Linked DNA regions of Mus musculus: regions 1, 2, 3 and 4 are each linked to region 5. Evidence: chromatin loops called from intact Hi-C (ENCODE). Cell type or tissue: left cerebral cortex. All regions are shown on one strand. Links, peaks and the distances in the headings refer to the core of each region. The heading gives the core; the rest is flanking DNA. Region 1 has its middle 6.5 kb from the start of Gm39674. Region 2 has its middle 13 kb from the start of Gm39674. Region 3 overlaps D630024D03Rik (RIKEN cDNA D630024D03 gene). Region 4 holds the start of Gm39674 (a long non-coding RNA gene). Region 5 has its middle 12 kb from the start of Bod1.

Region 1 (6,155 bases), core at 548-5,547, 60 kb after region 5:
ACCAACTTAATCAGCACAGCTCAGGGAAATCATCCCTAAATGTCACATTTCCACTAGATTACAGCATCCCAAAGGCAGACACTAGGTCTTAGGTTCCTTTGTTTGCTTAGCAGTGATTGCACAGGTTCTAGCTCCATGGCATTCAGATATCAGCTCGATAATGGCAGGATTCTGTCTGCTTTGTTCATCTGTGTAGTCCAAGTACATGGCACATGGCTGACATGTGGCATGTGGCAACCTCTGGTTACCAACTGAAGGGATAAATGGCTGATTGGCTCTAGAGAGGTGTGTTCTACTACTACTCAGATGGTGTGTGAGTTTGGGCAAGACACTTTACGTCCCTGAGCCTCCCTTCCCCTCTAACTGGGGATATTAATGGTATTGCTTTCAGAGGGTCACTCTGAAGGCTAAGCAAAGATGCACGGGACAGTCAAATGTCAGCCACATGGCCTCAGATGCTTACACATGAATCTAAGCCTGACCCCAAAGGCCTGGGATAAATTCCCAGTGGGCCTTGAGGTTGTCTTTCTGAGCTCAGAGCTCCCTCACTTTCCTGGGTGGTCCATGGGAAAGGGTTAACAGATCTGTGCTCCTTCTCTTTGGCCAGAAGCTGGTGACCTCTGGGGGTCACCTCTGACTGCTGGGTCATCAGAGGCTTTGTGTAGGGGCTGTTGATGGTTGGACAGCTCTACCGAGTCTTCAGGGCCCAGCTGGACAATGCTGCCAAGGTCACAGTCCCCTTTGCCTCAATGGCTCTTTCTTCAAATAGAGGCAGCCCCTTTGGAAGCTATGGGCAGCTAAGTCAGCCAGCTGTCTGAGGCCTCTCAGGTCCCTTTGAGTCCCAAGATGTGAGGCAGGCCAGCATGAAGGAGAGATAGGCTTCCATGGTGCTTTTACACTGTGGCATCATGACTGGGCTTCATCTCTCTAAGTGTGTGAGTGGGAAAAGCTACCTTTAAACATGCTGGGATTATCTCACTTCTCTGAGAAAGCAACACCACTCACCAGTCATGAGCGACTTAATATGGGACATAAGAGAAAAAAGTCTGGCATGGGGCATGGTTACTGTAATGTTTGCCCAGCATATGTGAGGCCGCATGTTCAATTTTCAGCACAGAGAAAAAAATCATAACAAAGAAATACAGGGCGTGCGGTACACAGCTGTGAGGGCTGATACTGGGTGCGGCCCTCCTGTGCTGGGGAGAGCAACCCAGAAACCCAGGTCTCCATGACTCCTTGCATATGGGTGTTTGTGCATGGCAGTGCTAACCCCGTGTCCTACATAACTGGAAATCTAGGGCACCAGGAATGAGAAAAGGCTCTCATAAGACATACATACCACTGAGCATGTCTGTGCACACAATGAAAAAGAAACATTTGGGATCCAGGTCAGAGGTCCAATGCTGCTTGTCTTGGCCAAGGTCTCCAGGGTACAGCTTCTATGCTCTACAGCTGCTCACTGGAGCTTCACCCTCCTTCCTTCAGTGCTGCCTGCTCTTGTTTGCCGGGCAGAACTTGTCCTTCACAGCAGGATCAAACCCCCTTTCTAAGCTTTCCTACTGCAGCTGATTTATCTCACACTGCCCTTGTCACAGTTGACAGACACGTTCTGTTCATTTGTAGTAATCAATTTACGAGTGTCCTCTACCAAACAGGGGGTCAGCCGTACAGAGGTCAGAGGTCCCGTGTGATTTCGCTGTCCATTTTTTCTCCAACACCTGTTGGGCAGGTGGCAGTGAAGATACTTGATCAGATATCTAACTCTAGATGAGCATCCAGAGAGCTAGGTAGAAGATAAATGGACGGTGGAGCGAGTAGTGGATGGGTGGATGAATGGATGAAAGGAAGGATGTGTGAATAGATTGATAGGTAGAAGATAAACAGATGGAAGATGGATGGAAGGTGGAGGGATGGATAGATGGGTAGAGGGCAGACAGAGGTTGAACGTGGATGGATGGGTGGATGGATGGATGGATGGATGGATGGATAGATATTACAGATATGAGTACATAAGGAGCAAATTGTCCATTTGAAACACAATACCTGTCTAGATGTAGAGTTAATTAACAGTAACTCAAGAGGTTTTGTGTCACAGGGTCCTGTTCCCAGTGCTAGAAGGCCTAGTCCCATGAGAGGAGGAAGAAGATTATAGCCAGTTGTATGGAAGCCTAGCACTGTCTCTACTGGCAGGGAATGGTATGTACGCCCCCTCCAACCCCCATGAAGCAGGTAATGTGCCGTCTAAAGACTAAAGGACACTTCTGCTCACAGGGAGCACCTCGTCTCACTGGTCTCCCAGAGTGTAGAGGAGGAAATGAGAGTGTACCCCACGCCTAAGCTGGCATGGGACAGTGGTGGGGGTTGTGCTTTTTCCCCACCTGGCTGAAAAAACAAAGTGTAAGGAAGCAGGGCGTCCTGCGTGGCTTGGCAGCCCCCAGAGCTGTGATTCCTCTTATGGGGTAGAGCTTGGGTTTAACAGCAGGTGGAGAGCTCTGCCTCCTCTCCTGCCAACAGCTTAGTTAGTGCTCTGGTCTCCCAGATGCAGAAAGAATGGGCAACCACCCAAGCGAAGGGGATGGCCAGGTCAGAGTCTTTGCCTGGAGAAGGGATGTCGGATTCAAGGGGAAAGGTTAAGAGCTACAGAAATGGCCCAGCTAACAACAGTAGATACAGATTCCTATTTCCAAACAGATGTAGGAAATTTTAAGAGGGAAAATATCTGCCGACATAATTCTGAGTGTAATGAAGCAGCATAGTTACTCAGCTCTAGTTAATACGGAGGGAAGGACATGCTCATGCGCATGCGTATGGGTAGGTCCTGCTCCCCTGTGCATCCTGCTCCCCTGCGCATGCGTATGCGTATGAGTATGGCCTGCTCTCCTAAGACTTTTTTTTTTTTTTTTTGAAAGGGCAACTCCCTAGAGGCAGAATCAGAACTGCATGCCTGCAGGACAGGGCAGGTCACACAGATGAGGGAGAGGCTCCAGCTTGGTGGAAAAACACGGTGTGGACAGGCTGCAGTGTCAGGCACACAAAAAAGAAGGGTGTGGACTGTGGCCAAGCAGAGCACCCAAGGAGAGAGCACAAAGCTACAGCCAGCTCCAGGTGCCGTGGTGGAGGGAAGACAGGTCAGAGTGGCTGTTTGGATTCAGACAGGAAACCTGATTGTATATTGTAATGACTAGCTGAGATATTCTTTCAAGCCATTGTTTGCCCACCCTGCAAACAAAGAGAGCCATCCGGCCAGTGCCTCCCTCTGCTCCTGCTAACTAAAGTCCACATTGTGCCATTGTGCTGCTATGGGTGCTTCTGCTATGATCTGTAGCTCTCCCAGAGGTGTCGCAGTGGGGGTCAGGATGCGGCATATGGGCCCTCATCCGACCTCCAGTGTGACTAACTCTCCACTTCGAGAACTATCAGATATTATGGGACATTCTGTTACTTTGAGTCTAAAATCCCACAGAAAACGGAGGAGCAGGGAAGACTGAACGTAGGATGCTAACAATTTTACCTCCCTCCTACCAGTGTCCAAGTATGCATGATGCCTTTTCTCCCTCCTGTGGTGCTCTATTGGAGGAACACAGCCCTGCTTTCTTATGCGTTATACTGTGTAGATAGTGTGTTGTATACACGTACATGTCTCTTGGCACCAGATTACAGGAGCTCCTGAAGGAGACATGTTGAGGTGCATGCTTGTTTGAGGACTTAAAAAAATGCCAGGGGATCACTCCACCAACATTCCCCACTGGAGGGGGATGGGAGCACCTATTTGTACTTCCGGGGCACTTGGCGTCCATGACCAGGGCGTCCTGAGCTCACTTGAACATGCTCAGGGAGAGAAAAAGCTCCCACTCTTCAGGCTGGCTCCTCCAGCTCTGTGCCTTCCTGTGCTCTGATCTTGCTGCTCTGCAGGTGCTCCTTGGTGACTCATCTGCCCCTGGGGACCCCTTGAGGGATGCTGAGGGGTCTTCCCTGGGCCGATTCTCTCCAGGCATTCAGGCCTGGGCTGGAGCTAAAATTGTTCTCTCTACCTTGCTTTGTCTTACTACCGGCTGTTCTGTGTTTCAGCCTGGGGACTCACTTTCCCGGCTGCACCACCCGCACCCGGACTCTTATGTTTTTCTTTCTTTTAACCTCATTCCTTATTAAATCTCCCTGTAAAATTGCCCAAGGTCGTTTATTTGCATAACTAAGGGGAGACAATGATTAAGTCTGAGAGAATACACACGCTCTTGTCACGCCCCTTTTGACCTGGTGGGACCTGTAGAACTCCTTGTGGGCGCTAATCCTCCTGACCCAACAGGAACAAGGCTCAGGCCACCAGAGCAGGTACTGTGTGAACAATTTCCCCTCATGACTGTGTGGTTGGTTGGAAATTTCTGCTGTCAGCGTCAATGAGCATTCACATGGCAAGCCCAGGAAAATTCCAACTCAAAATTCAAAGTGTGAGGCCTGATAAATGCATGCTGCTTCACAGTCATTCTGCTGACAAGGAGAGAGTTATGTTGGACCCTTGGGGGTTGTGTATATATGTGAAGAATAATCTCCTACCCATGTCATTATACAATTAATTCCCAAAGTCAGACACACTCAAAAGATACGGCTTTAGTTTTGTTTTTTTGTTTTTGTTTTTTCGTTTTTGTTTTTTTGTTTTATATCTTTTACTAAAAGGTAGGATTCTTTTATTGGTGTTATTTTATTGTTGGTCTCAATTAAAAAACTCCTAAGACATTAATTAAGATCAATGACTGCACCGTTAACCTTTTTGATTAGCTACACACTTTTCCACTGTGTGGGTGACTCAGGATTTATTTCACTGTTTCCCAGGTGTTGATGGCCATGTGAAGGTTGTTTCCCGGGTCTTTACCACAAGGCACGGTGCTGCAATTTAGTAAATGGCATAGACTTCGATACCCCCTGCAAGGGGTTACCTCATCAAAAGGTGCTTGTACTTTGTATTTTAGTAGGTGTGGCCTGGTTATTGCAGGAAGTCACATGTCTTGCTCTTTGCTGTTACCGTCTTTGCTCTTTGGTATCCCCCTCCCCAGGCTGCCTAGAAGTCGGGGTGACTCCAGTGCAGAACTGCTCCTGGCTAACTACTTACTGCTGAGGTTCTCTTGCAGGGCAGTGCTTTGTGTGTATGGAGGTGGCTGGGGGCCGGAACTGCCCCATTGCCCAACAGAAGCAACTGCAAACTGCAAACACTACTTCCCATGTGTTCTCCGAAGCCTCCTGGGGTCTTAGCATCTCTTAGGTGGTACAGGGTCTGAGGTGCTCCTTCAGCCTTTCTGCATCCCCATAACCTACCTGCCCCCACACTGCCGGCTGGCAGGGATAGAAGGCCCGGGGCCTCTGGCAGCCAGTCAGTGAGGCTCCACATCTGCAAAAGTCCAGGGTCTGTTTGCTTAGGCTTCTGAGGTTAAGGTGCACGTGTGCATGTGAGATCCACTCTCACCCGCTCATGCACTTGTGCACACATGTGCACGCAGCAGCTGCTGTCAGTATGACTGACCTCCTTCCTCAGGTCACCAAGTGCTGTGGCTTCCCTCACCTGGTGGACTGCCTTCAGCTTTGCCACATGCTTCGGCCTTTGGAAGCAATGCGTCCTACATTCCAGGATTGCTAGGCCCTCTAGGCCTCCTGCCATTCATACACTTTCACCCTTAAATCCACTTAATGCAAGGGGGGAAAAAACCCACAGCTTAGCCTTATTCAAAGCTATTGTGTTTATGCAATCATAGGTTAGGTATCCGATTTAAGATTTACATATGTGATAGATACAAAAATATGGACACCTGTGGATTTCCATCAGTGTGGTTCCATAGACACTTTAACCTCCGATAAAAGGGATGGGTGGGAATGCACATCGGTGGTCTGGATTAAATCTTTAACTGAGGACTAAATCATCCCCTGAGTCTCTGGCTGTTTGTGTTAGCACTTCCCTCGGTTCTACCATGCATCCTTCAAAGCGTGCCTTCTGGGGGCTCTGGAATGTACAGTGTATTAGCAAAGTCACTCCACTGCACCATGGAACCCAGGGACTGATCCATATGTACACATGTCCATATGCCTGTAAGGTCTGAAACACTGTGCTCATTCATTAGGACATATGGGCATGTGAACATGTGTACATACTAGATCACTTGCTTTGTGGT
Region 2 (6,155 bases), core at 777-5,776, 80 kb after region 5:
CTTGTTAGATTTAAACAAATGAAAATATTAAATGCTCAATTTCAGATAAATAACAAGTAATTTTTAAGGAGTAAGTAAGTCTCAAGTACTGCATAGGACATTTAGCTGCTCCACCTTAACCATGCCTGCCAGAAACTTGTAAAGTCAAATTCAAGGCCCCGCTCGCAGGGGAAGTGAAGTTGCTGAACTCTTTCTCAGGCAAGAATGTGACAACCCAAACTCAGAATGTCTCTATCAGATGTGCCCCAGTTCTGAAAAGCAGCTAGGGACCCTTCATCTTCAGCATAAGAATAACCAGTGTGTGCACGGGTGGGGGTGGGAGGCCAGAAGACGCGTATTTTGGTAGTAATTGTTGCTGCCTCCCAAGCTAGTCAGGGACTCAATTGTCAGAGTTACCCAGAGGCAGATGGCCAGGCTCTAGAGTTATGAGACTCTTAATTCCCCCCACCCCTCATCTCTTTCCACAGTGACATTTGCAATATCTGTGAATGAAGTTGCATAAAATGCATGTGCAGGAAGGTGCCAGTAGCAACTATCCCTGTTTCTTAGTCCGTTTTCTGTTGCTGTAACAAAGTACCCGAGTCTGGTAATTCTAAAAGAACAGGTTTATTTGGCTCACAGTCCAGAAGCTGAGTGGTCTAAGAATTGACCTGGCATCTGGTGAAGGCCTTGTGCTGCCTCCTGAATGGTACATGGCACCTCATGACAGACGGGAAAACACAGTCTGGTTCTTCCCTTTCTTCTAAAGCCATCAGTTCTGTCTTGCTGGCACCACTCTCAGGCCCTCATCTGATACTAATTGTCTGCCAGAGACCTCACCTCCCATGATACTGGCATATAAATTTGGGGTGGTGTGGGGAGGCAGGGTGAGTTTATAGCACTTGAACTTCAGAAAGACACATTGAAACCACCACATTTTAGGCATGGATTTCGTTGTCAATCATTTTAGAATCTGTGTTTTCCCCAGCAGACGGGATTGTTCTCTAGAAAGAGGCAAGATGGGAACTCCTCTACACATATATATAGTTCCCAGGTGGGCACACCTCTGTTTAGTGTTCAGCAGGCCCATTGTTACAGGATATTTACCTATTTACCAAGAAGCCATGTTGGAACTTCAGCCTCTTGCCTCTTGGAGGCAGATTCCAGGGTCCCAGAGTACAACATGCTTTCCTGCTTCTGCTGGCGCTGGGCTTGGGAAGGCGCTCCCACACATTCTCCGCCACACTAGGTGGCCCCTGTGGGGTGACCTACAGGTAAGGTACGGAGGCAGGCAGCCCCTATGAGGAGATGTCTCTGCAGGTCTTTCTGCAGAGGCAGAAACAGCAGCTCAGAGCAAGGACTGGTGTTGAGCCTCTGCTGCATGCCTGCAGTTCACATCTTACTGCTCAGAGCAAGGCTTTCTTCTTGCTGCTTCCAGGAGCCACAGACACAGGAGATTAAAATAGTCTCATATCCACGATCAACCCTGTTCCTCCTCTTTGAACCGCCTGAAGGTTCTTAGCCTCTGTCAAGGTACACTCGAGGTCAAGACGATTCTTTGCTGCTGGGGCTACTGTGTTTGGAAGCTGGGGCTACCATGTTTGGAAGTGTCTTAGCCCCTAGATGCCAGTGATCCTGCCACTGTTTTTTGTTTGTTTGTTTGTTTGTTTGTTTGTTGCCATAGCCACAGAAATGGCCAGCTCTCTCAGGGAAGCTGCATGGCAGAACTGGCCTGGCTAAGAGGCCATGCCATAGAACCGTCACTGCTAGGAGTTGCTCAAGAATCTTTTTAGACTATTTCTAAGCCTTTATTTAAAAACAAATGCAGATGACTTTAGATGTATACAGTTCTTGACCAACTTGCTTTTTTGCATGACAATAAATCTTGGTCCTCATTCTGTATCTGTGCCCTGAATGTCTCCTGGAACAACTTCATGCAATCACTGTCTTCTGTGGCCGATGCTTTGATTGGTGGACTTGACAGTCCCCTGACAACACCTTTGAGTTGATCCTCTCCTAGGGTTTTGCTGTTAGCACCCTGATCTGCCCCCTCAGCACCCTTGCCTGAGCAGGGACTAAATTCTTTTGTGTGTGTTAGTGAGTATTATAGAGGTTATGCACATGTGTAGACATGCATTTGGCATGTGGAGGGAAGGTGGACCGCAGCTGTCTTCCTCAATTGCTTCTCCACTATTTTTTTTTTTGAGACGTGGTCACGCACTGAATCTGGAACTCACCGATTGGCTAGCCAGTGAGCATGGTCTTCCAGCCTCTGCCCCACCCCTGCCATCTGAGCTTGGTTTTGTTGTTTGTTGGTTGGCTTGTTTTTTACAGGGAGGTGGTGGATTTGATCTCAGATTCTCAAGCTTTATCAACTGAGCTCTCTCCCTAGCCCCAGGGCTAAGCTCTCGAAGGGGGAGCATTGGACTAGAGGTATGTGCATTTTTAAAATTCTGAGTGGCTACATTGTTCTCGAAAATGGTTTGTACCCAATTTCTCATGAATGTCTTCGTTAAAAGCATGCCATATTTATGAGCATATATTGTGTTGTGTGTTCTAATTCAATTCCTACTACCATCGATCGTGCTCTGCAGTGCCTGACTTTATTCCCATCCGGCAGCTTGTAAGTGGCAGAAACTGGAGCCTCCCACCTGATCTGTGCATTGAGAGTTTATAATCTCTCTCTGAGGTCTGTCTCTTTCCCCCAGGTTCTAGTGATGACTAGAGTACTTGACCCACTATCATTGCTAGAGCAGCAGATCCAGCCACAAATACAGAATCCTAGTCTTTCATCCTGGGAGGCTCCAGGCCCACCTCCTCTAGGAAGCTCTCTGGGATTGCTCCAGCAGTCCTCAGATGCCCTCTATGAATAACACTGTGGGATCCCTGGGGATCAGCAGTTGGCACTTGAAGCCAGCAGGGTAGATGTGTGGGTATGTAGGTTGCTATGGGCAAAGAGTCAGGTAGACTTAAGTTTGAAATCTCCTCAGTCATCTGCTCTTTCAAGTGAACATACACAAGAGGTCCCTGTCGGGGCCTTTGATGCTCACAGTCACTATTCTTGTCCTAGTTGCTTCCCCTTCTCGCCTGTTTTCCTTTTATAGGAGTTGGCTTACTCATGGTGAACCACAGTCCAAAATTAGTGGATGGAAGATTCCAGAAATAAACACTTCTTAGCTTTAAAATCAGATATCATTACACGTCAGGTAGGATAATAAAAAACCTGCTCCTCAACTATACCTGGGGGCAGTTATGATATGCCCTCAGCGTACACATCTGGTGCCAGACCCTCAGTTTGAATAAAGCTGTTCATTTCAGAAGTTTCTTATCAAAGCAGGAAAGAGAGAGAAGAAAGGGGCCCAGAGCACTGAACCAGTTGTCCTGGCAAAACCAGCTGAGCTCTGCACTCCTGAGAGTCTCTGCATCTGCCATGCCAAGGGCCCATCGTGGCTTCTCTTCCAGGTCTGGGTGAAGAACTGCCACTTTGCTGGCTGTGAGGCCTTGTTGCAGGTTCAGGAGGTGGAGGGGATATCTGTGGTAAGCACCAACACAGCCTCCTCCAGATAGCTCACACGAGCCTTATAATGAACCCATCCTGACTTGGCTTGGCTTTACTGCTGCCCTGACTAGTTTTTGTCAGTTTGACACAAGCTAGAGTTGGATGCAAAGAAGAGCCTCCCCTGAGGAAACACTTCTGTCTATCAAGTCGCCCACAGGCAAGTCTGTGGGGCATTTTCTTGATTGCTAATTGATAGAGGATGACCCATCCCACTGGGGGCAGCACTGCCTCCAAGCAGGCAGTCCTGGGCTGTACGAGAAAGCAGCCTGAGCAAGCCATGAGGACCAAGCAGCGTTCATTCCACCACGGCCTTTACTTCAGTTCCTGACTCCAGGTTCCAGCCTTGGCTACCCCCAGTGATGGATCTGCAAGCTGAAATAAATTCTTATTTTGGTCTTAGTGTTTCATCACAGCAATAGAAGTGAAGGGACATAGTCTCTGAACTTGCCTTTTAATTACAATAGACCTGGCATCTCTAGCCAGCTCCGAGATCCTTTTGAGAGTCCATTTGTTGCATTTCCTGAGATATTTCCGTTGCCATGCAGGGAAACCTCTGCTGATTAGCTCAGGTACCTTGTCCTGATAACAGAAAGCTGGAAATACAGGGGGATTGGACCTTCCTTAAATGCCACCAAGGGAAATTTTCTCATGGTAACCGACACTATGTCAGACAGGGACTGCCAATCATTTCATATCTGACAGAGCCCAGGGTAGTAGAATTATCCCAAATGAGAGGGTCCAGGGAAATCCAAGGTCTCAAAGGCAGCTTGAGGCAGAGCTGGCCCTTGAACTCTGGTCTTTCTGGTCCAGAGATGAGGTCCCAGTCCATACATACCTGCCTTGGTTTTCACATACACATGCATGTGTGCACACAATGCACATTGCAAACATGTACACACACACACACTAAGAGAGAGAGAGAGACGGAGGGAGGGAGAGAGAGAGAGACAGAGAGGGAGAGAGAATGTGTGCGTGTGGAGGGGCAGGGGGGATGACATGTTTTTTCTGTTCTCCTTTGAACGGAAGAAAAGCAGCCATGACTGAGGCTCAGAGCTAAAGTTTAAGGGCAAACCAAATATTTGGAGAGGAAGCCATGATGATGTGGTTTTTTGACATTAAAAAGCAAGAAACATGTTAATTGGCTCAGGTTCTTCCTGGAGCAGAGAGGAGTTTCCCACAATGCATTGCAGGAGAGTAGGACAAAGAAAAATAAAAGCAGCTGCGTGCATGATTCTCTGTTCTGTGTGTGGGTGTGGTCCTCAGCACAACGGGGTCAGGTGTATGCGAAGACACTAGAGAGAGCAATGGCAGGAATGGGCACTCAAAGGCCTGGGTTCTATTCAGCATCGCCACCAGCCAGTGATCCAGAAGAAATCACTAATCTGGACCCAAAGCCCAAATCTTGAAGAACTGAATGGACAATACGCCATTTCCCTACTCCATTGAGGTTTGACAAAGACAACCTTTTCCAATTGAACAAGGAATTCTATCTCAGAGGGACACACACCTTAACCATCAGGGGTGGGCATGATTGATCAGAGTAGCCAATGTTTACAAAGCTCTTACCGCAAGCTAGCCAAGAACAAGAATGGGGCAAACCACTGTGACTCAGTTCCCTCCGTCCTCTGGTATCTTTTTATCCCACACTAATAGGAAGATTGAGGCTTGGAAGAGGCTCAGTGATTTGCTCAAGTAACAGAGTAGAAATAAAAGCAAAATGAAATAACAAAAGCTACTGGCAAATTCAGGGTTCCCCTGGATCTACTTCAAACGGGGTGGGTGGCAGACAGGAGAGAGCCCCAAGACTGACCTCCTCAAGAGCCCCTGACTGGCAGCAACTGGGAGTGCAACTGGATAGGCTTGGAGAGGCTCCAGTTAGTAAGTCATTCACTGGGGCCAGAAACCTGAGCTGCTCCTGAGAGGAGCTGGAAGGCAGCCGGGGACCTGGGGACTTGTCCTATCTCGGCTTTACCTTCATAGGCTAAGTAGCTTTTGGCCCTTGTTAATGGCACCATCTCAGAACAGTGCCGGGGAACCACAGGCCATAAAGGGAGAATTTGGGTTAGAGGCTTAGAACCCCGTCACCTGCAAACTCTCTGGGGAAAATGCCATGTTCCAAGTCCCCCATCCTCCTCCTGTGTTCAGTTCCGCCATGTTCCTGGATGCTGACCTGACAGGCCTACTGGCTGCCCTTGCGGTGAATCCCATGGTCTGAAGTTCCCTAGGAATTCTTTCTCTTCCTCTTTCCCGGCACCTCCCCTTCCAATGTACCTCAGAACAACCTGTAACTGTGAGGTCTGTTAATACTGCCCAGACTCACCTCAGCAGGAGGAAGCTAAGTGAAAATGAATTCATACATTAGACACTGACAATGTTGAAATTTTGGTTTATTTACTTTTTATTTGAGACTGGTCTTGCTCTGTAGCCCAGGCTAGCCTGCCATTTGCCTTTGTTGTGCAGGAAAGCCTTGAAACAATGGCAATCCTCCTGCCTCAGCCTCCCAAGGACGTTATTCATTTGTTTAAAGAAATACACTGTATGATACCTTTTAAAACATGCGTTCTAATGGAATAGACGAGGCTCTGGTTTGCTAAGTTGTCCTTTTACAATGTCATAA
Region 3 (6,155 bases), core at 458-5,457, 130 kb after region 5:
TGAAGGTCTGCAGGTTGGGCACTGCATGGGGAACGCCAGCAAACACACCACATTTTGAGACCATCATTATGGCAGACTAGGTATTAGAGGAGGCTATTTTTACCATCTTTTATATAAAAGAGACAGACAGACAGACAGAGAGAGAGAGAGAGAGAGAGAGAGAGAGAGAGAGAGAGAGGAGGGGGAGAAGGAATGATGGAGAAAGGGAGGGACGGATCCAGACCTCCAGGATGAGAAGCCTGTGCTACATCCTGGATTCCCACATGAATGTGAACGAGTCTTCCTGTCTCTTGCGGTGGCTGTTGAGTGTCCTGTAGGGTACTCACGGGAACCCCTACAATTGCACATGGTACACACAGGATGAAGGTGAAATATTCCCTATTGTTATCTCCAGTGCTAAATTAACAGCTGTTGGAATAAGCAGAGCAAGCGGGGCTAGCGGGGCTTTAAAGAGCCAGTGGCTCCTACTCCAAAAGGAAGAAGCCTGTAAGCTTGGTCTTGTCCCAGCCAAGTCAAGTTCCTTTTCTAACCCTGAAGTGACTTCCTGTTACCTAGCACGCCTCAGCTATCACAACTGATCATTCTTCCTTGAGATGCTGCCGTCACCTGTCCCCAGGGACAGCACTTATTTGACTTTCTTTTCCCCTCCAAGTACCTCAGTCTCCTCTGTGGCCTGTCCCCTGCCTGCCTGCCCTCTGTACTTCAAGGTGCAATGACCTCCTTTCTCTTCCCACTCATCCTTGAGACCCCAGCCAGCCTTCTGGCATCCCCTACCACAAATGCATCCAGAACAGTCCCGACTCCACCTGGCCATCCCTTCAGTCTGGACTCAATATCGTCCTCCTACTCCACGCTGTCACAGGATGTCTAACTCAACATTCCAATAGGTGAGTCTAGCATACACAAAATAAATAGCCTGTACCCAGTGTCTTAGTTAGGGTTTCCATTGCTATGAAGAGACACCAGGACCAAAGCAACTCTTATAAAGGACATTTAATTGGGGCTGGCTTACAGGTTCAGTGGTTTAATCCATTTTCATCAAGACGAGAGCATGACAGTATCCAGTCAGACATGGAGCTGGAGGAGCTGAAAGTTCTATACCTTGATCCAAAGACAGACAGGAGAAGACTGGCTCCCACATGGCTAGGAGGAGGGTCTCAAAGCCCACCCCCACAGTGACACACTTCTTCCAACAAGGCCACGCCCACTCCAACATGGCCACACTTCCTAATAGTGCCATTCCTTGGGCAAAGCCTATTCAGACCACCACACCTAGCAACTGAGATTCCCATTGCTTCAACAAAAACCCTAGTGCCATTTTTATTTTCTATTCCTCTCATATTTCACAGTCAACACACCAACAAAACCTGCCTGGTCAGCCTTTACACCATACCTCGAATCTATTCATCCAGTCCTAGGACTGCCATACTGTTTTAAGCCCTGATAGCCAACCTGTGCTAATAACTGGTACCTAATAAGTATTTTCCCTGTCTTTGACTTAAACTCACCTCTAAACAATTTATATCCCAAATAACAACCAATGTGATTCTTTGAAACTGTAAGATCACATCTCCTCTCTGACCTACACGTCCATGGCCTCTCCTTTCATGTAGGTTAAAGGACAAATGTGTATCATGTGTACCACAGCTATACTACCTAGAGGACCAGAGTGGCCCTAAGGACGAGAGAGGAGAGGAAGGAGCCTCTCTCTTCGCCCTGAGCCTGCACCCAGGGGAGGCAGGAGCACACACGCCTTCCTTTCCTCTCCGTGCACATTCCAGTTACTCAGAATGGAAATTGTAATTATGCAAATGAGAGTCTTCTTGAGGTTCTAAGTGAAGAGGATCCGTTGGTCTCTCAGATGAGTAACTAAAAGAGATTAGAGCTAACTCTGAACTCCGCCTCAGAGGGTTTGAGTACGGAAAGTAGTCAAGCTAGCATTTTGCAAGTACATAGTGGATCTTTTTTCTGTTTTAAAGTTCCCTGTTGCTCAGAACCCAAGGAATTTTGCCATTCTGCAAAGAGTTCTTCCTACGCATGGAGCCACCCCAGCAACTAAGCCGGCATGGAGATTTCTCCCCAGCCCACAATTCACCCACACACGCACGCTGTTGCTTTACGGTCTGGAGCATTGCAGTGGTGAGATTCTGTCACTTATGCACAGGCACACTCACAGTTGATATATGACTTTGCTATAAATTGAAAGAGGGCCCCAGCAACCACTTACTACAAAAACATCATTCATTTTCTTTTAGATCCAGGGATGTCATGAAAACACAGCTTGCCCAGAGCCCCACATGGTGAAGACTTGTCTTTAATGTTTCATATCTTTGGCCTAAACATTGAGATGCAACCCTGGGCCACATATAACAGCCAGCCTTCTGCATTCCTGACCCAGGCAGCTAGGTGGCTGTTTCCTTGGGAGATTTCTTTTGTTCCCCAAATCCTCGGTGTCACCTTTGGGTTCCGCATCTGCTTCCTCATTGTTGTGGAGCTGCTGATGGAGGCTGTGATTATCTACTGACTTTGGCTGAGGTTTCTAATTGGAGGTGGAGAAGCTGTCTACAGCCTCCTGGGTGGGCATGTTGGTTGACCAGTCTCACTACTGGGTTAAAACATGGTGAGCTAGGTTTGTTCTTGTTAGTTTCCCTACTAAGGAGTTGTTCAGGTTCCTGCCTGGAGTCTATTCCCCTAGCAGCTGGTGGGGATACTTTCACTCTATATAGTCCTGTGAAATACAGCTTTGTACTTTATAGCTCCTATGCAGCACGGCACCTAGTACCACTAATTCACCTTCCCCAAGGAAGAGCACCCTGGATCTTATTATGACAGGGAAGGGACATGTGATTGGAGTCCCAGTCAGGGTGAAGGAGTGATGTCTGAGTGGTGTTGATACTGATGGGGGTAATACTGATGGGACCAGCAGCAATGATGGTTTTGGTGACAGTGGTGGTGGTGAGCTGGTAGTAGTGGTGGTAGAGCTACTGGTGGTCTTAGGGGTCTAACCTGCAGCCATTATGGCTGAGCTGGCAGTAGTGGTGACTATGGTGGTACTGTGGGGGCTGCTGCTACTGCAGTGGTGACTGGGATGTACTGTGGGTGCTGCTGCTGCTGCTGCTGCTGGTGGTTCCTCCTGTTCCTCTGCCCTTTCTGTTGTCTCCTACTCCTCACCCTGGCACACAACCATTGGCACTCCTAACTCCTGTCAAATTCTGGACAACTCTGGCTTTTCTCTTAGGTGACTGCTTCCTCCAGTTGGCAAACACATTACTATTCAGCCACCTGCTTCTCCCTTTACAGAGGTTTCCTGACACAGCCACACCTTCATGTTCTTTGTCTTTATAAATGTATCCCCGCTTCCAACTCATGATCATTTCTGTGGGGTTTAGGGAAGAAGTGGGTTTTTAAATAGAAGTTCCCCACTGCCTTTGGAACAAGGCTTTATATCTTACATCTTCTTTTCAGATTTCCTCTTTTCATTTGATTTTCTATATAGAGAGTAAGATCCTTCCCACATGTCCCGGGCAAGCTTGGATCCTGGGTCTCCATTTCTCAAAATCTGAAGAGTCTGGGGATCTTCAAGTTTTGAGGATTTTTAAAAGAAGAATTTTTTATTTTTTTAAAAAAAGCATGCTTAAGCAAAGTTTTGGAAAATTAAATCCAATTATAAACATTTACATTTACCAAATATTTGCTTCCAATACTGAAAACAAAGCACAAAGCAATATAATTGTGCACTGTTCACAAGATAATTACAGAATTTATTAAATATATTAATTCATAATACATAGGCAGAGTAGCACAGTAATGAGATGCGAGGCTGAACAAGGGTGAACTGGAGTGATGGATGTGTTCTTTGCATTTCATTTCAACTCATTTAGACGCAGAATTAGCCTTCAGAGTCAGGATTTCCATAATGACAGTGGCCCTGCACGTGCTCCACTCAAGCTCACGTGCCTTGCCTCAGCCAGCTCCAGACAGCACAGCACAGCTTCCCATAGGCAGTGAGCACTTAAGTTGCCTGCCTATGAGAGGCAGTGCCGTGTGCAAAGGTCTGCAGCCTGCCTGCTTACAGCAGCCGCTTCTTGCAACATTGGCAAGCTTTGCCCATGAACACGTCTTGGGACTGAATGTCCTCTTGGGCCCTGACAAGAAGACAGAAAGGGGATTAAATGGCTGTCTTAGGTACAGTTTCATTGCTGTGAAGGGACACCATGACCAATGTAACTCGTATAAAGGAAAACATTTAATTAGGCTGGCTTACAGTTTCAGAGGTTCAGTCCATTATCACCATGGGGAGAAGCATGGCAGCGTGCAAGCAGACATGGTGCTGGAGAGAGCGGAGAGTTCTGCATCTTGAAAGCAGCCAGGAGGAGACTCTGATTCCACACTGGGCAGAGCTTGAACATAGGAGATGTCAGAGCCTATCCCCACAGTGACAAACTTCCTCCAACAAGGCCATACCTACTCAAACAAGACCACATCTCCTAATAATGCCACTCCTTATGGCCAAGCAGTCAAGCACATGAGTCTATGGGGGCCAAACCTATTCAAACCACAATGACCAACATGGCTTCTCTTCCTTTAAGACACTTAGTGCTACTGGGAATTCCACAAAGCCTTGGAACCTAGCTGGATATTTCTCTTTGCAGCATACTCTAACACTTAAAGAAATACAGCCGGGTGTGGTGGCACACGCCTTTAATCCCAGCACTTGGGAGGCAGAGGCAGGCTGATTTCTGAGTTCGAGGCCAGCCTGGTCTACAAAGTGAGTTCCAGGACAGCCAGGGCTATACAGAGAAACCCTGTCTCAAAAAAAAACAAAAAACAAAAAACAAACAAACAAACAAACAAAAATACAAAAGGGGAAAATCTGCCTGCTTGCTCAAGAGAAATATATCAAGCTTTGCTTTGCCACATTTTCTCCCTCTCAGTATTGTCATAGGTGTACAAGTATGTGCGTGCACACACACACACACACACACACACACACACACACACAGAGAGAGAGAGAGAGAGAGAGAGAGAGAGAGAGAGCACGTGAGAGAGTCAGCTTGAAATAAAGCAATTGGACCCGATCAGACTTGGATTCAGATCCCATCTTCTCTCTTCCCTTTAACAAGTGCACAGACTTAGACCGACTTGAACCCTTGACAGATCCTCTGAGCTACAGTTTTCATGAATACGAGCAGAATAGCAATGGTATCAATCGCATATATTATTTCAGGATAAAATAATGCAAAATAATACATGCAGAATTATGCTGGTCACAAGTACAGCTGTTTAGTGTTCTTGGAACAGTAGCTGAACTCCTTCCCTTGACTCCCGAATTTAGCACGTCTTTATTAAGTACAAGGCAGCAGGGAACAGATGTGAACAGAGCCAGATGTGGACATTTCCACCAACGAGCGCTGTGTACTAAGACTCTAGCTCACAAGACCAGCAAGCTGAGAGGATGGAACAGGCCTGGATCATGAAGATGGGATCTGGCTGGCAGAAATAGAGGGGTTTTTTGAGAACTTGTAGAAAGAAGAGTTGGTACTTTCCACCTTTGTGACTGAGCATCACAGTCCAAGCACCCCTGATGCTTGCGATTGCCTAATTTTCCCATAACTCCTAATGGCTGCATGACATCATCCTGCTTCTAGGTGTTGTGATCTCACTCACCCTTCCCTGTCATTTGATTTCTCAGCTATCAATTTGGAGCTATCACAGGCATCACTACAACAAACATACACCTGACAGTTCTGCCCCTCAGGAATTACTTCCGGGTCATCCAGCCTGGTTCAAGGGCTATGAGCACTCTTGTCAGCTCTCTGCCAAGTTCTTGTCAATGGATTCACACACCAGGTGTTATGACTTAATGTAGTTTGTCAGAATGGGCTGAAGTAGAACTTCCCCATTGTTCAGTTTTGACTTATTTTGATATGTTGTCTGATGGGGAGAGTGCCCAGTCGCCAGGCAGGAGGGGAAAAGGAAGCATTTCTTGTTGATGTGAGAGAATCCCTAAGACAGGGCCATTTATAAAGAAGAACAGTTTGTTTGCCTCATGCCTCACGGCGTTGCAAGTCTAGGAGCCTGGCACCAGCACCTGCCTAACATGTGGGGAGCCCTCCTGGTGTGGTAACAGAAATCAGACATGTATGCCAACCCAG
Region 4 (6,155 bases), core at 523-5,522, 68 kb after region 5:
AAAAGGCCCAAACCAGTTTCCTGGACAACGTGACTAGAAGAAGCCTGCACTACTTTGGCAAGCCAGAACCTTGGAGACACTCAAGTGGTCAAGGTTGGTACCATTACTAACTGGAGATAGGACCTCCAGCCAGATATCCTGGGCCTCAAGGCTCCTGGTGAAGTGGAGTCTTCCTGGGTTACAGGAACAAGGTCAGGGCAGCCACCTGGAAATCCCTTCCCAAACAGCAAGCATCTCTCACTGGCCACCGTGACTGTGAAATCAAGTTAGGCTGAATGGCATGGGAGACGCCATAGATAAGAACTTAACCCATAAGATGAGTACCTGATGCCCAGATAAAGGAGTAGGGGGTGGACAAAGGGTCTTACGCTCCTCTCAGACCTGTAGTCCAGATTCTAGAGCAAGACACCCTGCTCAGAGCTCCTGTGTTCATGCAATAAGCAGATCTGTCATTTACTCTCTCCCAGTCATCTCCTCTGTGGCAGCCAGACTGGAAAAAAAAATCATAGGTCCGGACTGGAGGAGGGGTGAGGACCTCCACCTCCCCAGCCCCCCAGCACTACACTGGCTCATTTCACGGGCAAGAGTGATTGATTATACCTCTGACCATTGGTAATTAGCTCAGTCTCTAATTTTCACAGAGGGTAGGCAGTGGGGCTAACCATTCTAACACAGTAGACCTGCCTTGTTGGCTGTCCTGGTTGGTGATCAGCCTCATTTTGAAGCTGTTGGGACAGTCCAGCCTCCAGTCTGTTCTTCATCCCAAAAGGCTGGGGATACTGGCCAAGCCCCGGGGCTCTCAGAAGCCACTATGCCAGAAACCAGAGAGTCAGAGAAAAAGTTGTAACAAAGTTATAACCAAGGACTCTCCCATCTCACTCATCACTTGGCAACTAAAGAGTTTGTGAGCCTAGACAAGGGCTAGATGCACACCTACCACAGTAGCAGCCTGGTCTGTGCTTGAGGCCCACACAGTAGGGACCAGTCATCAATGAGATCAGGTCAAATCAGACATCGACCTGCCTGATCATCAAGAACATCTTGAATGAGGTTGCTGAACAGTAAAGGGTTGAGTAGTTTGTCAAAGTCCTTCTAAATTCATAAGCGATAGTTCAGCAGCCAGACCCTAGCGTCTTTCCAGGGCATGTGATCTGGCCCTGTCCATGGTCTCTGATGGTTGTCCTCCTGTGTATGCTGTTGGAACCCAGAACCTCTAGTCTGAAAGGAAGGTGCCCGGAAGCCCAGTGGATGCTTGGTATCCTTTATACAACACTTGTACCAGGCATAGCTGTCACTGACCGTGCTGGGCTTCACATGCAGCCTCCAGGAGTCCAGAATCTGGTGTCAGGACATCATGGGGCCAGCGAGCAAGCAGTTGTGAAGTCTACTTTCCATCACCCATGCCTTTCCTCAGTTTCCCCCATCTGCAAGATTAAGGATAATGGTACTCAACCAATTCATTTTATTGACCTGTTGACAGACTGATGCACTATGGTCTGCCTGCGTATCTTCAGTTTCCACCTCCACAGAGGCAACGAATTACAGGTTTAAAATAGAAGACGTGGACGGATCTTTTCTGGACATCCTCTTCTAAACTGTAACCATTTGCATGCTATTTATGTGTTAGGAATGCAAAGACCTATATGAAAGGACTTTGTCACCTCATGTGTGATGGCAGCCATTTTATATCAGGGACTGTCAGTTATTCAGGGCTCCAGACGTCTCTCCTCTGTGAACAGCAAAGGACTAATGCACATCCAAGCACATCCTATTAAGAATGCATCACTGTTCGCTGGAACCTTCTAGTCCTCTCTGTTCCTGGGGTCCTTCCTAGCTGTTTAGCTGACAGACTGGATCTCTATCTCCTGACCCCTCCCTCAGCTGCCCCAGTTCCCAATGATTCAATTTATTGCTGCTCTGCAGGTCAGACCTTCATGCTGTACCCCACTTGCCCAGTCAACTCAACTGGGACTCAGACTGAGCCATGCCTCACTGCAGCCCAGATCTTATGTAAATCCATTGCCTCTGGGTAGCATTCCAGCATTCCCTGTGTCTGACTCCAAGACCTCACCCAGTGCTCTTAGAGATCGCCACTTTCTTTGCTTTCTGGTGTTTTGTTTTGTTTTTTGTTTTCTTCCACCTACAAGAAACATAGAGGTTGAATTCATTTATGTCCTGTTTAGTGTTTAGTCAGGAAGTGGCAAGTTGAAGTCTGTGGAATTCTTATCCTTGTGAGCCCAGAACATAGCTGTACACAGAGAGAGTGGCTTATAATGCTGGAGGGTGGGGAGTTGTCTTAGATAGGGCTTTACTGCTATGAACAGACACCATGACTGAGGCAAGTCTTATAAAGGACAACATTTAGTTGGGGCTGGCTTACAGGTTCAGAGGCTCAGTCCATTATCATCAAGGCAGGAACATGGCAGCTCTAAGCAGGCATGGTGCAGAAGGAGCTGAGAGTTTACATCTTCATCTGAAGGCTGCTAGTGGAAAACTGACCTCTGGGCAGCTAGGATGAGGGTCATAAAGCCCACACCCACAGTGACACACCTACTCCAACAGGGCCACACCTTCTAATAGTGCCACTCCCTGGGCTGAGCACAGGCAAACCATAACAAGAGATCTAGATTCTGCAGGATGGACCAGCAGCTGCAGACTCAGGACAGCTAGCTGACGCTGGAGATTTCTCCTTTGTTCTAAGGGGCCTTCTTCAACCATCAGGGGATTTGTTTGTTTGTTTGTTTGTTTGTTTGTTTGTTTAGTTAGACATGGTCTTTCTATGTAGTATCATCTGTCCTGGAACTTACTATGTTGACCAGATTGGCCAGAAACTCACAAGAGGTCTGCCTGCCTCTGCCTCTCAGGCATTGGAATTAAAAGGCATGAGCCACCAAACACAGCTGCCACTTTCAACCACTAGATGAGGTCTACCCACACTATGAAGGGTACGTGAGGTTTTTTCAGTGTTTGTCCATTTTAACGTTAATCTCATCCCCACGCCTGCCCCCTCTAGCTGACACAGAACCTTAACTGTCACCTCTATTAACTGCACAGTTCACTTCCCCATGCTAAGGAGAATGCAGTGTAAACAAGACTCCTGGCATCCCTTTTAAGCAAGGAGCCCATCTCTATTCTGTCTCCTTCAGAGGTTTGAGTTTGAGGTCCTCTCCATCCCTCTGATTGTATTTGTTCTTCTGATGAAGGTGAATCCACTGCTGACCCCACACAACCCTCTTTCTGGAGTCCTGGGCATCTGGCTACCCTGGGGAATGACAACTTTGGCTTCCCCCCACTTCATCCACTGCTCCTCCAGCTTCTGTGGGCTGGGAATTCTGCCTCCCTCTCACTAAGAATGACCATGAGAGCCAGGCTGAGCTAATTGCCACCCTCTCTGGGCAGGTGTGGAATCAATACTAATGATAAGAAAACAGTCTCTCAGCCTCACAGACCAGAACAGGATTGAGGGGGCCAGAGAAGCAACAACGATATTAACTAATATCCTTATACCCTTTCCTCTGTTTCTGTTGTTTAAGCTTACCTCTGCTTTTTCCAACAAGCCAGTCATACACACACACACACACACACACACACACACACACACACACACTCATTCACACCACTCACACTCTCTCACATACTCACACACTCACACACACTCATACACACTCATACACATACACCCACACTCACAACACTCACACACACACAACACTCACACTTACAACATTCACTCTCACACACACAACACTCACATATTCCCACACTCGCACACTCATACACATTCACACACACTCACAACACACACATACACACTCACACACATATTCACATGCACACACACATAACACACTCCCATTCACACACATTCACCCACTCACACACACTCACCACACACACACTCACTCACTCACACCACTCACACTCTCACATACTTACACACACTCATACACACTCATACATACTCATACACACAATTCACATACACTCACACCACTTACACACACTCACACACACTCATACACACACAACACTCACTCTTACAACACTCTCTCTCACACACACACACTTACAACACTCACACTCACACACATTCACACACACACTCATAAACACTCACAACACACACACTCACTCACAAACATATTCACATGCACACATACATAACACACTCCCATTCACACACACACACACACACACACACACACACACACACACACACACACCACAGCTGCTACCACCACAACCACACAGTGGCTCTCAAGATGAAGTAGGTTCATCCTCTGAGAATACATTTGTGTTCGTCACAGTTCAGGGGATCCTGATGGTATCTAGTGGACGAAAACCAAGGGTGCTGTAACTAGCTGTGATATGTGGACAGCCGGCCAGCCACCTCCAGACTTTCTATGGCCCACATGTCAACAGCCACTGACATGGTTGTACAGTGCAGCACTGCTGCAGCCCTCTTTGTGCGACCATGCCCACTGCTCAGGGATCTCTTGATGGTGCAGTTGTGGGCTAGATCCTACACTACCCAACTATTCCACATCACCTCCACTGTCCAGACCTACCCACTGATAACCAGATCCATCATTACAGTCTTCTCAGCTCCTGGTTCTACTGTCTAACAAGAGCCTGAGTCTTGGTAGTGTCTGAATGTCATAGAAACAGTATCCCTGTCCTCCATCTTGGTAGCATTGTTTTCTCTTGGGCCTGAATGAGGTTTTGCTTATGCTTTTTTATTAAGCATAAAAGAGAAGGCCACTCCTCCCCAGCTCTCTGCAGATCCCTGGCATAATTTCCCACTCAGGGCTCTTGCTTTCCAGATGTGTTATCAGGGGCTCTTGTTGCTATAGAAAATTCAGAGGTGAGTTGGAAGTTGATGCTGCTTGGTTACCATGGCAATGCCAGCTCCTTCTGCCTCCACAGCAAGGCGGGGTGGTCACAGAGAGGCTGTGAGAGCCCCTGAGAACAGTCCAAGCAGAGCCCTCCCACTTGCTTCTAACACCAGCCTTCACCCATTTCCCAGGGATGCCTGTCTACCCCTGACCCACTCTCGCTCAATTCGTGCATCCCTGTGAGGAAGTGGAGACCTGCAGTTCGCCCTTGCCCTTGCATGAGGTGCTAAAGTCCTACTGTGTGGCATTTATACTCATTAGTGAGTCAGCCCTTGCACCAGCCCTCGGGATGATGCTGTCAGATAGCCCCCATCCTGTGGGCCAGTTGCCTTAGCTACTGTCAAAGGAAATTACCCAATTTGGAAGGAGCTATTTTCAAGCCAACATAGGAATAGCTGCTTTAGTTCTTTTTCTATTGCTAACGAAATGCCCAAGACTGGGTAATCATTATAGAAAACAAGTAGATTTGGAGACTAGGACTTCAGAGATCAGGCATCAAATAAGGATTCTTCCTGCATATCCTAACAAGGGAGGCAGAGCAGCTATACTAGCTCATCTCTCTCTCTCTCTCTCAATTTCTCTCTCTCTCTCTCTCTCTCTCTCTCTCTCTCTCTCTCTCTCTCTCTCTCTTTCATCCAGCTGCCCATGACACCACAAGTCTTCCATCCTCCTGAGCTTGTTTAACTTTAATTACCCCCTTGTGACCTTAACTCCAAATTCAGTCAACATATGACCTTGACGGTTAGGCCTCCAGTCCCTGAGATTTGGGGAGACAATGAAATCACAGCTTGGCTCTTCTCCTTTGTAGAATATAAAGGAGACTATTGAGCGCCTCCCCCTCATCCCCCACTACATGGGAGCAGCTGGGACAGCTTCAAAGCTTTTGTATCTCCAGGTGGGCTCTGAGCAGATGCTAAGTGGAGAGCTTTTAAAGGTAGTTGTCACCTTAGGTGTCACCGAGAACACTTCATTGGGTCTTCTTGCCAGTCTTGTAACAAGGACGAAATCACTAGCTTGTCACAGAGAAGAAAACAAGCTTGTAAAAGACCAAAGAAGGCACCCAAGGATTGCTGGAGTGACAGAACGGGGAATCGAATAGGATGGTTGTGTTAGTCAGCTTGGTGTGACTATAATAATATCCATGGTATCAACTTAAAAGGTGGCAAGGTTGCTCTTGGAGGTGGAAGTTTGGGTCTGCAGTCATCTCGACCCTGGCTTTTGGCAGAATCAGGCTGGGAGCGCGTGGCAAAAGAAGCTATC
Region 5 (6,155 bases), core at 671-5,670:
CCACACTTACTGGAGGACCAACAAGATTTATTTATTTATTTATTTATTAAGTAGCTAGAAAGGAACAGGCTAAATTGCATGCACCTGTCTCCCCTAGGGCCCTGACCACACTGCTTAGCTTCCCTGAATGGCCTCCTTACGTATAGAATTGTCATGTGACTTCTCAGGGTTTGGGTGGTAGGTACAGCAAGATCTTGTATATAAAGTCATATAGTCAGAGCTTAGTCTCCCACAACACTTGACTTGGTAGTGATTGGTCCTTGGGAAGCTGTGAACTCTACACTCAACCGAATGTGTGTAACCACCCACAAACTCACTCATGCATACCTATCCAGTGCCTGGCATGCACTGCCCTGTGCACAGAGCTTGCCCCGAAAGGAAGAGTGGTATAGTTGTCTTAGTTAGGGTTTTACTGCTGTGAACAGATACCATGACCAAGGCAAGTCTTATAAAGGACAATATTTAGTTGAGGCTGGGTTATAGGTTCAGAAGTTCAGTCCATTATCATCAAAGCTAGAGCTTGGCAGCATCCAGGCAGGCATGGTACAGGAGAAGCTGAGAGTTCTATGTCTTTATCTGAAGGCTGCTAGCAGAATACTGGCTTCCAGGCAGCTAGGATGAGAGTATTAAAGCCCACACCCACAGTGACACACCTACTCCAACAGGGCCACACCTTCCAATAGTGCCACTCCCTGGGCTGAGCACATACAAACCATCAGTCTTCCTCCTTGGAGTTTTCCAGTCAGCAGCAACCCCAATGCCAACAAGCCAAGTCCACTTCAACGTTGTGCCAGGGAGATAAACAGATGCACAGATGCATCTGGAAAGGCCTCTCCTGGGAGGTGCCATGGGAGCTGGGACCTAAATAACAAGATACTGGCCACACTGGGCCCTGAGGGAAAGGTCCCAAGGAAAGTAGCCACAGTACTGCCCATCCTGGAGGACCCGCCCTTACAAGTGACCTCTTCAATAAAGGCCCCTATCAACTTGACACAAAGCTAGAAATACTTGGGAAGAGGGACTCTCGACTGAGGAATCGCCTGCATCAGATGGGGCTGTGGACACACCTATGGGACGTTTCCTTGATTTCTAATTTATGTAGGTCCCAGCCCACTGTGGGCAGTGCTAACTCTTGGCAGGTAGGCATGAATTGTATGAAAAGGGTAACTGAGCCAGTATGCTGGCACTTTTATGCCAACTTGACCCAAGCTAGGGCCATTTTAGAACATTGAGAAATTTCAATTGAGAAAATGCCTCCCACCCAATTAATTGGCTTGTGGGCAAGCCTGTGGTATACTTTCTTGATTAATATGAGAGGATTCAATTCACTGTGCATGGGTGGTGTCACCCCTGAGATGGTGGTCCTGAGTGCTAAGATAAAGCAGGCTGAGAAACTCATGAGGAGCAAGCCTGACAGCAGCCTCATCATGGCCTCTGTGTCAGCTCCCGCCTCAGTTCCTGCCCTGTGTGAGTCCTGCCCTGACGTCCTCCAGCAATGGAGGATGATCTGAGAGCTGTACGCTGAAATAAATCCTTTCCTCTCCACGTTGTTTACAGTCATGGTCAGTTTCTATGAGTAATAGAAACCCTAAGACAGCAAACCAGAGAGAGCAAGCCAGTGAGCAGTGTTTCTACGTTGATTTCTGCTTCAGGCTCCTGCCTAGAGCTTCCACCCTGACCTCCCTTGATGATGGACCATAACCTGTAAGAAGAAACACATTCCTCCCCAAGTTGTTTTTGGTCCTTGTTTTTTTTTTTTTTTTTTTTTTAATCACATCAACAGGAGAAACCAAACCAGGATAGCCCCACTTCTAAAATCATAAACAGACGGACTTGGAGAATGTTTCCAACATATGAATTCTGGGTTCACAGTCAAACCATAGCAGTAGGTGACTCCCCAACCTTCAGCCATGCATTTCTGGAGGCTAATCTCTCCTGTTGCCTTCTGAGAGTGCATGCTGCTGCTGGCTTTCCCAGGCTGAGTCTGGCTAAGCTGTGGCCAGATGACTTCAGTAGTGGGCCCATTCTCCAGTCTCCTAGGAAAAGCTCACATATATGGCCAAGCCTTTCCTGGTCAAGCTATGACCATCAGAGTCCTACAGCTTTCCTAGGGGTCCAGCCATCATCCCATGGCCATACTGGCAAGACTCATGGAGTCTGGCAGCCAGGGACATTTTAGTAGAAATATGAATTATGAAATTCCATTATGTGGAAAGGGAGCTAAGAATTTAGGCATTGAATGTCTCATTCATTCATTCATTTGAGCTAATTTGATAAATACAAGGATCTATGCTGATTACAATGAAAAATCTCTCTGGCCCTGGGGATATCAGTGTTTTTAGGGGACTTGTTAACAGGCACAGAATAAACACATAATGTTGAATCACAGAGAAATGACCAGAACATACCAGAACATATACTATAGGTGTGGACATGGTCAGATGCAGTTTGCTAAGGCAGGTCTGATAATAATAAATACTCAGAATGCTTGTGAAACATGAGAGTTTCTGTTATTAACACTCCTTGCCACATTATTGCATATGGAGGCTGGCCCAAGAGTGTCTGAAATCTGGGTAGTTCTAAGGTTAGCCACGGAGTCCTGATGGTATTTGTGATGGTTTGTATATCCTTGGACCAGGGAGTGGCACCATTTGAAGGTGTGGCCTTGTTGGAATAGGTGTGACCTGGTTGGAATGGGTGTGGCACTGTGCGTGTGGGTATAAGATCCTCACCCTAGTTGCCTGGAAGTCAGTCTTCTACTAGCAGCCTTTGGATGAAGACATAGAACTCTCAACTCCTCCTGCGCCATGCCTGCCTGGATACTGCCATGCTCCCAACTTGATGATAATGGACTGAACCTCTGAACCTGTAAGCCAGCTCCAATTAAATGTTGTTTTTTTATAAGACTTGCCTTTGTCATGGTGTCTGTTCACAGCAGTAAAACCCTAACTAAGACAGAATTGAAGACCATTTCATGTTTATAAACACCAAGACGAGGTTGCTGTGTGCCTCACAATGACAGTGTATGTACACTATGTTAAGTATTCCTGGCTTGCCTAGCTTGCCTCTATTTAGGGTTTGTCCCTGTTGCCAGATTTCTGTGGAGATTCGCCTGGCAGAGTTTGGAATAGGTGCCACTTGTCTTTTACATCTGATGAAGCCAAGTGTGCCTACATCTTGGGTGAGGCAGGCATAGAGAGGAGGTGTGTGTGGCAGAGCAATCTCTTTTTAGATTAGAAAACAGAATTTGTGTTTGCAAAAAGAGCCCTATTTATGTGCCCCATCTGATGTCAAACCCATTTTATTTTAAGCCACCTCCCTTCCCAGAGCACAAGCCACCGTCCCTCTCCTCCTCCCTGCCCCCTCCCCTCACCCCATCTCTGCCTCCTCTGTTTCCTCTGACTTCCTTTCACTTCCTGGTCCATTTTTCTTCTTTCTCCTCTCCCTCTCCTTCTCTTATCCGTTTTCCTCTTCCTCTCTCCTCCCCTTTCCTTTCCTCTTCTCTCCTCTTCTTTATTCCTTCCTTTCCTCCCTCTTTCTCTCCCACCTCTTTCTCCACATCTTGCTTCTTTTCCTTTATGAATCACCCCACACTAGATGGCTTTTGAGCTGTAATGTAATAGTACTGGGGGAATTTAATTCAGGGACTTTAGGTCAACAGGGGCTGTGGGTGTGATCTACGGTGCGGTGTCTGCACTGATTGTTTTTCTTTAGAGAATGGTAGCAATTCAGTGTCACACAGACTGATTTGAGCATACATTTAGTTCCCTTGGCTTCTGGGTTTCGAGATGATTGAAAGAGAAAAGAATGGAGTGCCGTCCCTCTCGGCAGCCCCCTTCCTAATGAGAGTTTCTTCTCCCCAGGCTCTGGAGACAGACCTCCAAGAGTAACTGGGTGCAGCCAAGGGCGTGGCCCAAGTCCTGACTGAGACTGGGCTCTGAGTGGGCTAGAGGAAGCCATTTTAAAAGAGGAGATTGGGTGTGGTGTGGGGAGTGAATGATATCCTGAATGAATGTGTATTTCTGAGATGAGCGCGGGCTGGGCCGTGTCAAGGACCCCAGTGCCTCAGACCCACAGAGATGACAAGGCCTTCCCCTAGCCAGGGTCAGAGGAATGGCAAATTCTTCCCCTGGTCCAAGTAGAACATTACCGGATGGTTGGCCTTTAACTAATAATATCAGTGTGTGCAGAGACTCTCAACTGCAGATTCCTCCTTCCAGATGAGTGAGTCTGGATGGAGGCTGCTCCCCCCCCCCACAGACCTCCCACATAGGCTAGTTAACCTGCCTCTTCCTTGGTCTTGCTGTGCATGTGTGCTAAGTGGGTTGTTGCTGGTGTGTCTCCATCTGAGCTCACAGGCCACCTGATCCCAGCGTTTCCAGATCAGTCTTTCCTTCACTTCCCACTTCCCATTGCTTCAGTTAGTTCTTGCAGGCTGCAACACACAGCAGCCACATCTGGAAGATGCTTTCCAGGTGTCTAGTAGAAAGGAATGGTCTACCTTATCAGGAAACCCTCCTAGGGATGCTGTGTAAAATCAAAAAGGGGAGGCACAGAGCATACACAGAAGGCCCAGTGGGAGTGAGCCTCCAGGAATAGACCTGTCTACAGGAAAATCAAAAAGGTGCATATCTGCATACTGTTTCAAGCTACTCCATGGGCTTAAAATGGCAAAATTAGCAGGAGCTGTGCTCATTGACTCAGTTTCTCCTGCGGCCTGGCACTTCTAAGCATCACCTTAATGTGACACAACGACCCTTTGAGGTGGCGTGCTCATGTCCCCATTTTACAGGGACCAGACGTGAAGCTCCAAGAGCAAAAGCAGGAACCAAGGTCCTTGCCTGCTCTAGATGTGAGAGCCCCCAGCCTTGGGAAGGGATCAGCAGGCTGTGGAGGTTGTCTAAGTGGACGAACACAGCAGAGCACAGAGGACACCGCAGGATCACCCGGTTTTATTGTGGACCAAAGATGACTAGACTCCCATCAGAGTCTGGTCACTGCTCAGGCACAACCATAGGACTGGGCCTGTGGTGGGTGGGAGTGTGTCTCAGAGTGGAGGCAGAGCTCTGGAAGACTGCCGGGAGGGAATGGAGCTCCCCCAGCCGTATCCCAGACAAAATCTGAGGTCTGAGCAAAGGTGCCAGGCTGGTGTTCTTTCTCCTGACGTAGGGAGGGAAGAGAGAACCAATGTTGTCTTAGGAACCAGACAAGCCTAGATTATATTGACTTTCCCTATGGATTTGCTGTGTGTCCTTGAGCAAGTTTCTCAACTTCTCTGAGCAAATTATCCGTATTTCACAGGCTTGTGGAGACAATGAGATATGTTACTATAGATGAACTCTGAGCTTCAGTTTTATACAGTATGAACACTCAATGACATGCCTGATACTATCCTGATGTGAATATCGTTATTTTTTGGAGAGTCTCCAAAAGTCTTGGTTTGTTAGGAGCCACCCCCACCCTTGTGCAGCTCAAAACATAAAGGTTCAGCTTCCCTTTCTTGCTGAGCAGCTCCTCAACAATCAGGATCCATTTTCAAAAGTTTCCTACATTGTGAAGGCTCTGCCAAGGTTTGCAGCCCAAAGCATGTCAGTATCTCCAGCGCTCACCACACCATGAGTGATCGATCACATTTGCCCACAGTCAGGCTTCAGGAGGTGCAGAAACTGGTCCATTCCCTTTGAGTAACGTTTCTCCATTTGTGATAGGCATATCCAGGGGAACACCAGACCCCTTCAAGTCTCCTAAAAGACACAACTAGGTTTCTGCCTCTGGGGTGTTATTTACAGTTTTCATCTTGTTGGTATTTGCTCTGCTAGTGAACAAAACTGCTGGCATTTTAGTAGTAACAGGAAGTGATGTCAGAGCACTGTGCAGTAATTGAGGTCTCTCTGCTGGCACACACTTGCGAGCACACACATGCCAGGGTCAGTTATGAATGTCCTTAATGAGGGCTGAGATGTGGCATGTGCCAGGCCCTGGGTTCAATTGCTAGCAAATCCCACAAAGTCTTCATCTAAGCAGAAAAATGTTTCATTTGTAGAACTCACCCTGAGTATGTGTGTATCTGTTAGTAACCTATGCAGCAAAGCAAGCAGGGAATAAAGAAAGCGCTTGGTTCTGTGCTGAAGCTCTGCACCATTTGCTTCTGAGCC

Evidence for each region. A loop is a pair of places that touch in the nucleus more often than their neighbours do. Peaks named below come from ENCODE experiments on the same cell type or tissue, not always from the same donor. Only the 100,000 strongest peaks of a DNase experiment are listed, where the experiment ranks them.
Region 1: it touches region 5 in a loop (4-fold over the local background); 5 of 42 quality-filtered maps call a loop at or near these places.
Region 2: it touches region 5 in a loop (4-fold over the local background); 8 of 42 quality-filtered maps call a loop at or near these places.
Region 3: it touches region 5 in a loop (5-fold over the local background); 2 of 42 quality-filtered maps call a loop at or near these places.
Region 4: a loop joins it to region 5, with 4 times the contacts of the local background. A loop is called at or near these places in 8 of 42 quality-filtered maps.

The regions. Positions count from the first base shown.
Region 1 is chr11:31,741,724-31,747,878 of GRCm38, forward strand. No RefSeq gene overlaps it. Among named protein-coding and RNA genes, the nearest start is that of Gm39674, 6.5 kb to the right of the region's middle. In left cerebral cortex, for the core only: CTCF peaks have their summits at 2,249, 2,452 and 3,569; DNase peaks (open chromatin) are centred at 1,020 and 3,493; H3K27ac peaks cover 1,809 bases.
Region 2 is chr11:31,761,057-31,767,211 of GRCm38, forward strand. No RefSeq gene overlaps it. Among named protein-coding and RNA genes, the nearest start is that of Gm39674, 13 kb to the left of the region's middle. In left cerebral cortex, for the core only: no CTCF peak of the experiment used is centred there; a DNase peak (open chromatin) is centred at 2,981; H3K27ac peaks cover 1,543 bases.
Region 3 is chr11:31,814,248-31,820,402 of GRCm38, forward strand. The region is part of intron 1 of D630024D03Rik (RIKEN cDNA D630024D03 gene); the gene reads right to left. Among named protein-coding and RNA genes, the nearest start is that of D630024D03Rik, 7.2 kb to the right of the region's middle. In left cerebral cortex, for the core only: a CTCF peak has its summit at 2,430; DNase peaks (open chromatin) are centred at 2,042 and 3,979; H3K27ac peaks cover 2,127 bases.
Region 4 is chr11:31,748,878-31,755,032 of GRCm38, forward strand. Gm39674 (a long non-coding RNA gene) reads right to left here and starts at 2,419. Exons shown (of 3, transcript XR_872342.3): 1 at 2,381-2,419; 2 at 938-1,424; 3 at 576-809. In left cerebral cortex, for the core only: a CTCF peak has its summit at 2,920; DNase peaks (open chromatin) are centred at 4,966 and 5,165; H3K27ac peaks cover 1,215 bases.
Region 5 is chr11:31,681,186-31,687,340 of GRCm38, forward strand. No RefSeq gene overlaps it. Among named protein-coding and RNA genes, the nearest start is that of Bod1, 12 kb to the left of the region's middle. In left cerebral cortex, for the core only: no CTCF peak of the experiment used is centred there; DNase peaks (open chromatin) are centred at 3,148, 4,389, 4,547 and 5,036; H3K27ac peaks cover 2,580 bases.